Linked DNA regions of Homo sapiens: region 1 is linked to region 2. The links are chromatin contacts, found by Hi-C or POLR2A ChIA-PET in ENCODE. All regions are on one chromosome and are shown on one strand. The core of a region is the stretch at or near the end of the contact, and the rest is flanking DNA. Distances in the headings are between cores, read along the strand shown. Region 1 holds the start of ARMH3 (armadillo like helical domain containing 3). Region 2 holds the start of NOLC1 (nucleolar and coiled-body phosphoprotein 1).

What was found. A loop is a pair of places that touch in the nucleus more often than their neighbours do. ChIA-PET counts read pairs that join two places held with the same protein, here RNA polymerase II (POLR2A). Pooled maps may share reads with other maps.
Region 1: a map of B cell shows a loop between it and region 2 (32-fold over the local background). The contact joins the promoter of ARMH3 here to the promoter of NOLC1 in region 2. A Hi-C loop is called at or near these places in 12 of 168 maps with a recorded cell type or tissue (B cell, CD4-positive, alpha-beta T cell, CD4-positive, alpha-beta memory T cell and 6 more), 15 of 37 single-sample maps with no recorded cell type and 25 of 50 pooled maps. POLR2A ChIA-PET finds 5 or more read pairs at or near these places in 14 of 52 experiments (A673, B cell, CD4-positive, alpha-beta T cell and 10 more).

Annotation. Positions count from the first base shown.
Region 1 is chr10:102,054,024-102,058,203 of GRCh38, forward strand. It overlaps ARMH3 (armadillo like helical domain containing 3), which reads right to left and starts at 2,150. Exons shown (of 26, transcript NM_024541.3): 1 at 2,062-2,150. RefSeq lists a silencer at 1,850-2,239.
Region 2 is chr10:102,149,972-102,154,026 of GRCh38, forward strand. NOLC1 (nucleolar and coiled-body phosphoprotein 1) reads left to right here and starts at 2,418. Exons shown (of 13, transcript NM_004741.5): 1 at 2,418-2,559. The coding sequence starts at 2,440. It overlaps PPRC1 (PPARG related coactivator 1), which reads left to right. Exons shown (of 14, transcript NM_015062.5): 14 at 1-362. The coding sequence ends at 58. RefSeq lists enhancers at 1,904-3,103, 2,009-2,308, 2,479-2,528.

The DNA.
Region 1 (4,180 bases), core at 900-3,399, 96 kb before region 2:
CTGTGCTCAGTGTGAGATTCCAAATTTCATAATGACTGCTTTGAGGTTTTCACCTTGTTTTAATTATCCAAATGTTGAACAAGTCGGCTGGGGGCAGTGACTCACTCCTGTAATCCCAGCACTTTGGGAGGCTGAGACGGGTGGATCACGAGGTCAGGAGTTGGAGACCAGCCTGGCCAATATGGTGAAACTCCGTCATTACTAAAAACACAAAAATTAGCCAGGCATGGTGGTGCGCGCCTGTAGTCACAGCTACTCAGAAGGCTAAGGCAGAAGAATCGCTGGAACCCGAGAGACGGAGGTTGCAGTGAGCCAAGATCATGCCACTGCACTCCAGCCTGGGCGACAGAGCGAGACTCCGTCTCAAAAAAAAAAAAAAAAAGTTGAACAATAAATTGTAATACCTAAAAGTCCAATGAAAACACCTTAAAGGCTTCTCTAGTCACTGAAATGGGTATTCCCCCTTTACAGTCGTAACAAGAGGGATCCCTCTTTCCCTTGACTGTGATCTGATATCCTGAAAGTCTTCACACAGAAGCTATTGTGCACACAAATCCAACTTAAGGTACACCCAAAATAATTCCAATCCTGCTAAGTTACGGGCAGGGACACAAATCATATTTACCCTAGTTTACAAAGCAACTAAAGGATAGCAAAGAAAAAGCTCTCACTAAGCTCAAAACTTTTTCTGGCCGGGCGCAGTGGCTCACACCTGTAATCCGAACACTTTGGGAGATCGAGGTGGGTGAATCATCTGAGGTCAGAAGTTTGAGACCAGCCTGGCCAACATGGCGAAACCCTGTCTCTACTAAAAATACAAAAATTAGCCGGGCGTGGTAGCTCACGTCTGTAATCCCAGCTGCTTGGGGGGCTGACGGGGAAGAATCGCTCGAACCTGGAAGGCGGAGGTTGCAGTGAGCCGAGATCACGCCATTGCACTCCAGCCTGGGCAACGAGAGCGAAACTCCGTCTCAAAAAAACAAAAAACAAAACAAACAAACAAACAAAAAAAAAAAGGCCGGGCGCGGTGGCTCACGCCTTTAATCACAGCACTTTGGGAGGCCGAGGCGGGCGGATCACCTGAGGTTGGGAGTTCGAGACCAGCCTGACCAACATGGAGAAATCCCGTCTCTATCAAAAATATAAAATTAGCTGGGCGTGGTAGCGCAAGGCTGAGGCAGGAGAATCGCTTGAACCCCGGAGGCAGAGGTTGTGGTAAGCCGAGATCGGGCAACTGCACTCCAGACTGGGCGACAACAGCGAAACTCCATCTCAAAATAAATAAATAAATAAATAAATAAATAAAATAAAATAAAAAACTTTCTGGAGAGGAAGAACTGCGGAGGGTCGGATGATCCAGTGACATACATTTGGGTATGGCCCAAGTTTCTGCTTCCCCATTCGCCAGGGGCAGCACGCCTCAGCTTCTCCTTCTCCAGGGGACCAGGTTTCTCTCTACTTTTTCCTTCCCTATACCCTCCTGGGAACAGGTTCCTTTCCTGGGCTCTCGCCGAGTAACCCAAAGAAAACACAGTAGCTTCACTGATTCCGTGTGAAGAGTGGGTTAAAGCCTGTCAGAGCCTGGAGAGGGACAGGACTGGAGCCCTTCCGGGACACCTGAAGACTTCGCACAAACCCGCTTTCCTCTATCCCTGAGATTCTCAGAGGTGCCTTGCCCTACGCCCGCACCCCAGGACCAAGAACAGCAGGAGAGGAAGCTCTCGGGGCAGCTGGCGGGGTCAAAGGTCAGCACCTCGGAAGCCAGAAGGCCCCGCAGGGATGCGGGAGAGGGACGTGACCGGGACCGTGTGGTCCGAGGGACCGGCCGCTGGAAGAGCGAAGCCGTTTCTCTCTAGGCTCGGCCGCCCCCAGGCCCAGCCCTCCCCGGCATACGCAGCTTCAGCAGCCGTCCTCCCTCCCTCTCCCCTCGCGTCCTCGTCGTCCCCGCGGCCAGCGCAGGCCCCGCCCCCAGAACCGCCTCGGGGCCAAGGCCTAGTATGGCAGGACCCGCAGGGTTGGTCAGGTTCGAGGACCGGGCCGGGCCTGGCCGCCGCCGCTTACCGAGCCCGCGGCTCCTCCTCTACCACCCGCGCCGTTCCCGGGCCCGCTCGCTCTCGACGCCACCGACGCTGCCGCTGCTCCGGGCTCACGGGCGCGCTCCCGACCTCCCCGACCCTTCCCGTGTCCCCGCGCCCCGCCGGGTCCTAAAGCCCGGCGCGCAATGGGTTAGTCCACGCCCGCTTCCTGAGACCGGCTCAGACCACGATTCCCAGCAAGCATCGCAAAGACTACAACTCCCGAAAGGCATCGCGAGAAATAAATTCGCAGTGGACTTGTCTATTGAGGGCCTACTGGGTCGCAATAGCAGTTTTCCGAAACATGGCCGACTCTTTGACCTCAGCAATTTTACTTCTAGGAATACATGTATCCTCTAGAAATACTGGCGAAGTTTGGAAAGATATATTTTCCAAATGTGTATTACAACTTTGTACGTGAAAGATTGAAAACAAACTCATTCTTTCAACAAATACGTGTGTGCCTGATAAGTGCAAAGTAGCGTGTAAAGCTCTATTAACTTGGCCAGAAATCTATTTTCTTTTCTTTTCCTTTTTTTTTTTTTTGAGACAGGATCTTGCCCTTGCCCAGGCTGGAGTGCCGCAGTGGCACAATTACAGCTCAGTGCAGCCTCCACCTCCTAGGCTCAAGCAGTCCTCCTGCCTCTGCCTCTGGTAGCTGGGATTACAGGCACGTGCCACCACTCCCTGCCTCTGAGTCTTTGTTTTCTTTTTTTTTTTTTTTTTCGAGATGGTGTCTCACTCTATTGCCCAGGCTGGAGTGCAGTGGTGCGATCTCGGCTCACTGCAACCTCTGCCTCCCGGGTTCAAGAGAGTCTCCTGCCTCAGCCTCCCCAGTAGCTGGGATTACAGGAGTGTACCACCACGCCCGGCTAATTTTTGTATTTTTTAGTAGAGACAAGGTTTCACCATGTTGCCAGGCTGGTCTCAAGCTCCTGGCCTCAGGTGATCCACCCGCCTCTGCCTCCCAAAATGCTGGGATTACAGGCGTGAGCCACCGCACCCAGCCTGAGTCTCTGTTTTTTTATACACAAATGGAAGGTTTAAAAAGATGTGCTATAACAGCAAGAATACTATTAAAAAGAAAAAACAAGTAAAAAAAATAAAATAAGCCAGGCGCGGTGGCTCACACCTGTAATCCCAACACTTTGGAAGGCAAAGGCGGGTGGATCACCTGAGGTCAGGAGTTCGAGACCAGCCTGGCCAACATGGTGAAACCCCATCTCTACTAAAAATACAAAAAATGGCCGGGCGTGTTGGCAGTCCTCTGTAATCCCAGCTACTCGGGAGGCTGAGGCAGGAGAATCGCTTGAACCTGGGAGGCGAAGGTTGCAGTGAGCCAAGATCGCGCCATCGCACTCCAACCTGGGCGACAGAGCGAGACTCCGTCTCAAAACAAAAAAGAAGTGGAGAAGAGTTCTGTGGGCGGCAAGCCACCCAGGTGCCGAGTCAAGAGACCGAAGACACAAGCTGTTCCAGTATAATAAAGAAAATAATTAAAATAAGAATAGCTATATTAGAAATAGAATATAGATGTGATTATATATGAATATTAGTAATCATTAGTTTGTAGCATTACTTTTATTAATAACTTATATTTTACAATTATAATTTAGGAAAACCAGGCCATACAGAGTTAGGAGCTGAAGGGACACGGTGAGAAGTGACCAGAAGGCAAGAGTGTGAGCCCTCTGTCACGCCCAGACAGGGCCACTAGAGGACTCCTTGGTCTAGCGGTAATGCCAGTGCCTAAGAAGGCACCCGTTACTTAGCAGACCTTGGACTAGCCATAGCGCCAGTGCCTGGGAAGGCACCTGTTACTTAGCAGACGGGCCTTTCCCTGAGGAAGTTAGAGAACACTCTGCTTCACCACCTCTTGTTGGAAGCCTGACATCAGCCAGGCCTACCCGCAGCCAACCGGAGGCTTAAACCTCTCCGAGATGCTGTGCTTCAGCGGTCACGCTCCTGGTTCACTTTCCTGTTCCGCTCTGTACCTAGATAGCAGTAGCAGAACTAGTAAAAGTATTAAAGTCTTTGATCTTTCTGAGAAATGCACAGAAGAAATAATGACGTAAGCTGTCCCCTCTCTCTCTGCTTCGGCTACC
Region 2 (4,055 bases), core at 1,168-3,667:
TGATTCTCTTGACTTTGACACATTGTTGAAACAGGCCCAGAAGAACCTCAGGAGGTAACCTTGGGCCCTTCCCTGCTATCCTTTTTCTCCTTTGGAGGTGCCCAACCTCCTCCACCCCCTTCCCCTACTCTAGGGGAGAGAGCTGCTAGTGAGATGACTGTTTTATAAAGAAATGGAAAAAAGTGAAATAAAAAATATGTTGAATCAGATTTTTTAAAAGGGGTATTTGTTTTTTTATAACAGGTATTGAAACAAGTTAACTTGCATTCCTATGTAAGATAGGAGGGGCTGAGGGGATCCCCAGTGTTTGGAACATAAGTCACTATGCAGACTAATAAACATCAACTAGAGAGAACTCCCAACTGCTGTTGTGCGTCTTTATATGGTGCTAATGCCAAATGTATTCACTTTTCCTATCTGAACATGGTCCAGGGACATGCCTCTCCCTGGTCAGGTGCAAAAATCCCACTGGATTTGAACCTTGGTTCCTCAGATGTATTGTCTAAAATGAGTCATTTAGGACAGTGCTTCTCAACTTTAAAGGGAATTTGAATCATCTAGCGATCTTTTTAGAATGTAGATTCTGACAATGGGATGATGATACTGGTCCAGGAAGGGATTTTGATAACAAGGACCTAGAGAAGCTCACACTTGTTCCAAAGAAAGGTTTTCTAAACTGCGACAGGTGTATACATTCATCATGTCAGTTATGTTCATCATTTTATAATAGCTTGAGCACACTGCATGGCACAGCAGGTGCTCAAATGTTTTAAATAATGCATGCATGTGGGTAGAACAGGAAGCGTGGGGAAGAGGGAACTGTGGAGTTTTTTGTTTCTGTTTTTGAATTTTTTTGTTTTGTTTTGGAGATGGAGTCTTGTTCTGTCTCCCAGGCTGGAGTGCAGTGGCACGATTTTGGCTTACTGCAACCTCTGCCTCCCGGGTTCAAGTGATTCTCCTGCCTCAGCTTCCTGAGTAGCTGGGATTACAGGCACCCGCCACCATGCCTGGCTAATTTTTTTTGTATTTTTAGTAGAGACAGGGTTTCACCATGTTGGCCAGGGCTGTTCTTGAACTCCTGACCTCAGGTGATCCACCCACCTTAGCCTCCCAAAGTGCTGAGATTACAGGCATGAACCACCGTGCCCAGCTTTGTTTTTGATTTTTGAGATAGGATCTCACTCTGTGGCCCAGGCTGGATTGCAGTGGCAGGATCATAGCTCATTGCAGCTTTGACCTCCCTGGCTCAGTTGATCCTCCTGCCCCAGCCTCCCAAGTAGCTGGGACCACAGGTGCATGCCACTACACCTGGCTAATTTTAAAAATTTTTTGTAGAGATAGGGGGGTTTCACTGTGTTGTCCAGGCTGGCCTCTTAACTCCTGGGCTCAAGGGATCCTCCCACCTAGGCCTTCCAAAGTGTTGAGATAACAGTTGTGAGCCACTATGCCTGGCCAATTTTATATAGGAGAGGGGGGTGTGTTCCCATGAGGATCCTTATCTTTCCTGAGCGGCATTAGTGGGAGGTAGCCAAGGGGTAGTGGGTAGGATTGAAGGGATTGCTAACTGCTAATATCTGGAATGTGGCAGAACTTGGAATTAACTTGGTAGGTCTGAGCATTGATACTGGAGTTACTCATGACAAAGGCATTGATACTGGAGTTACTCATGACAAAGGCAGAGTGTGAACTCTGATCCCGGAGGAAGAAGGGTTATTTTCAACAATCTCTTCAGCTTGAATAGATTGTTGCTGTGTGTGATTCAGGTTTGGTGCATGACACCTTTCCTCTTCATGGAGCTGACCTAAGGCGGAATATAAGGGAGATGGGAGGGGCAGCTTGGGAAATCAACACCTCCCACCCTCACGACGGATAACCCGAAGGATCTTCTGCAGCAGAGGCAGGAGTCTGGAGGCTGGGATGGTATCAGAAAGGGCCTCCCTGGGTATTGGAGGCAGTGAAGATGAAGGGCGAGAATCCATTGGCCGTGCCAGTACGCCATGGGGGCGGTTGGGAGATCTTGTAGAACAACTGTTCGAGCCCGCTTGTCCACTCATTACTCTGGAATCCGAGTCCCAGCAGGGGCGCGGGAAACCGCTGCTCTGAGAAAAGGTACCTCCCCCAGAAAGACTGCGCGGGAAGTCCCGAGTTTTCCCGCCACGCCGAGGGCGTGATCCCTGACGTCAGAGCTCCGCCTCCACAAGCTGGCGGCCGGTGGGCTCCGCCCTTAACCAAGATGGCGATACGCGTGGGACCGGAAAGAGTTTATAGATTTCCCGTCTACCCTACCTCTGAGGTGAAGGTGGGACTGCCCTGTGGAGCCCACCCTTTCCGTTATGCGCCCGCGCGGCGCAATGACGTAACACAGGCCCGCCCACTGCCCCTGTTGGGTTCCTGAGTCGTGCTGCGTCGACAACGGTAGTGACGCGTATTGCCTGGAGGATGGCGGACGCCGGCATTCGCCGCGTGGTTCCCAGCGACCTGTATCCCCTCGTGCTCGGCTTCCTGCGCGATAACCAACTCTCAGAGGTGGCCAATAAGTTCGCCAAAGCGACAGGAGCTGTGAGTTCCGGGCTTGGGGCGGGGACCGGGCTGAGATGACCACAAGGCTTCAGGCCCTGACGTGCTTAGGTTTCCAGGTGGGGAAGTCTGGGGGTCCGCCAGTCCAGTGTCTGCAAGGCCTTTACGCCGACCCCTCGGCAGTGACCAGAGAAAGCCTGCGGCCTCGGTCGCTTACCTTCCTCCATGTCTGAGTAGATATCGCTGAGTCTTGTTGCTTTTTTCTTGTGACCTGTGCAGCGGCGGCAGCGTGGGAGCCTCGTGGCCCCAAGCCACATGGCTGGCAGAGTGCAGCGGGGAGGTAGAGTCTTGTTCCACTGAGGACGTTGGTTCTTCGGCATCTTCTGGGGGGCTTTTCGTTGGGTGAGGCAAACCGTGATTTGACCTTAGCCTCAGTCACATTTACTGGGATTCAAAAGCAAGTGAAATTTCTTTAGAATGAAGTCTGGGATTTTCGTTTGTAAAGAAGAAAATGAATGAAAGTAGAAGCAGAGTTTTGTTTTGAGTTACACTGAGAATTGAGAGTCATCAACAGCCCTACCAAGTAGGCATAGTAGTGGGCTTGGAGCTTTGGCTAATTGAATCAAACAAACCTAGGTTTGGGACCAGGCTCTGCCACTTTTTAGATACGTGACCCGGGCAGTTTATTTAACCTTTCTGAGTCTTTCTACAGGGATGTCATCATCCACTTTATAGGATTTTTGTGAGTTTCAGTAAGATGATGTGTAAGAGTAGCAATCTCAGTGCTGGTACAGAGGAATCTTGTAAAAGTGAAAGCTGTACCATAGTTATGGCAATTTAGGATGCTCCAAACACATGTAAGAGTAAGAGAACCAGGAATGTGAAAGGTTTGTAATCTACATCAACGGACATTCCTGCATGGGAAGACACTTTGAGAGAGGAGAGAGGGGGGGTCTTCAGCAGGGATGATAGCATGACTAGGAAGGATGGCTTGCACTTTTAGCAGAATCAGGCTGCGAAAGCAAAGAATCAGATCAGCCTCAAAACTTCCTTAAGCTGGGACAGGCTGCCATGTGATCTAACTGCTTTCTTAATGAAACTGTTTAGAGTTGACTGTTAAGGAGACTGCGGAGAGTGCTTTCACAGTGGACTGGATGGAATTGGACATTTCAGAATTAGGATTCTTTTTTTTTTTTTTTTTTTTTTGAGACGGAGTCTCTGTTGCCCAGGCTGGAGTGCAATGGTGCGATCTCGGCTCATTGTAACCTCCGCCTCCCAAGTTCAAGTGATTATCCTGCCTCAGCCTCCCCAGTAGCTGGGATTACAGGCGCGTACCACCACGCCCGGCTAATTTTTGTATTTTTAGTAGAGATGAGGTTTCACCATGTTGGCCAGGCTGGTCTTGAACTCCTGACCTCAAGAAATCCACTTGCCTCAGCCTCTCAAAGTGCTGGGATTACAGGCGCGAGCCACCGTGCCCGGCCTCAGGATTAGGATTCTGAAATGGTTTTATGTGAGAAAAGCTAATCTTTGTGAAG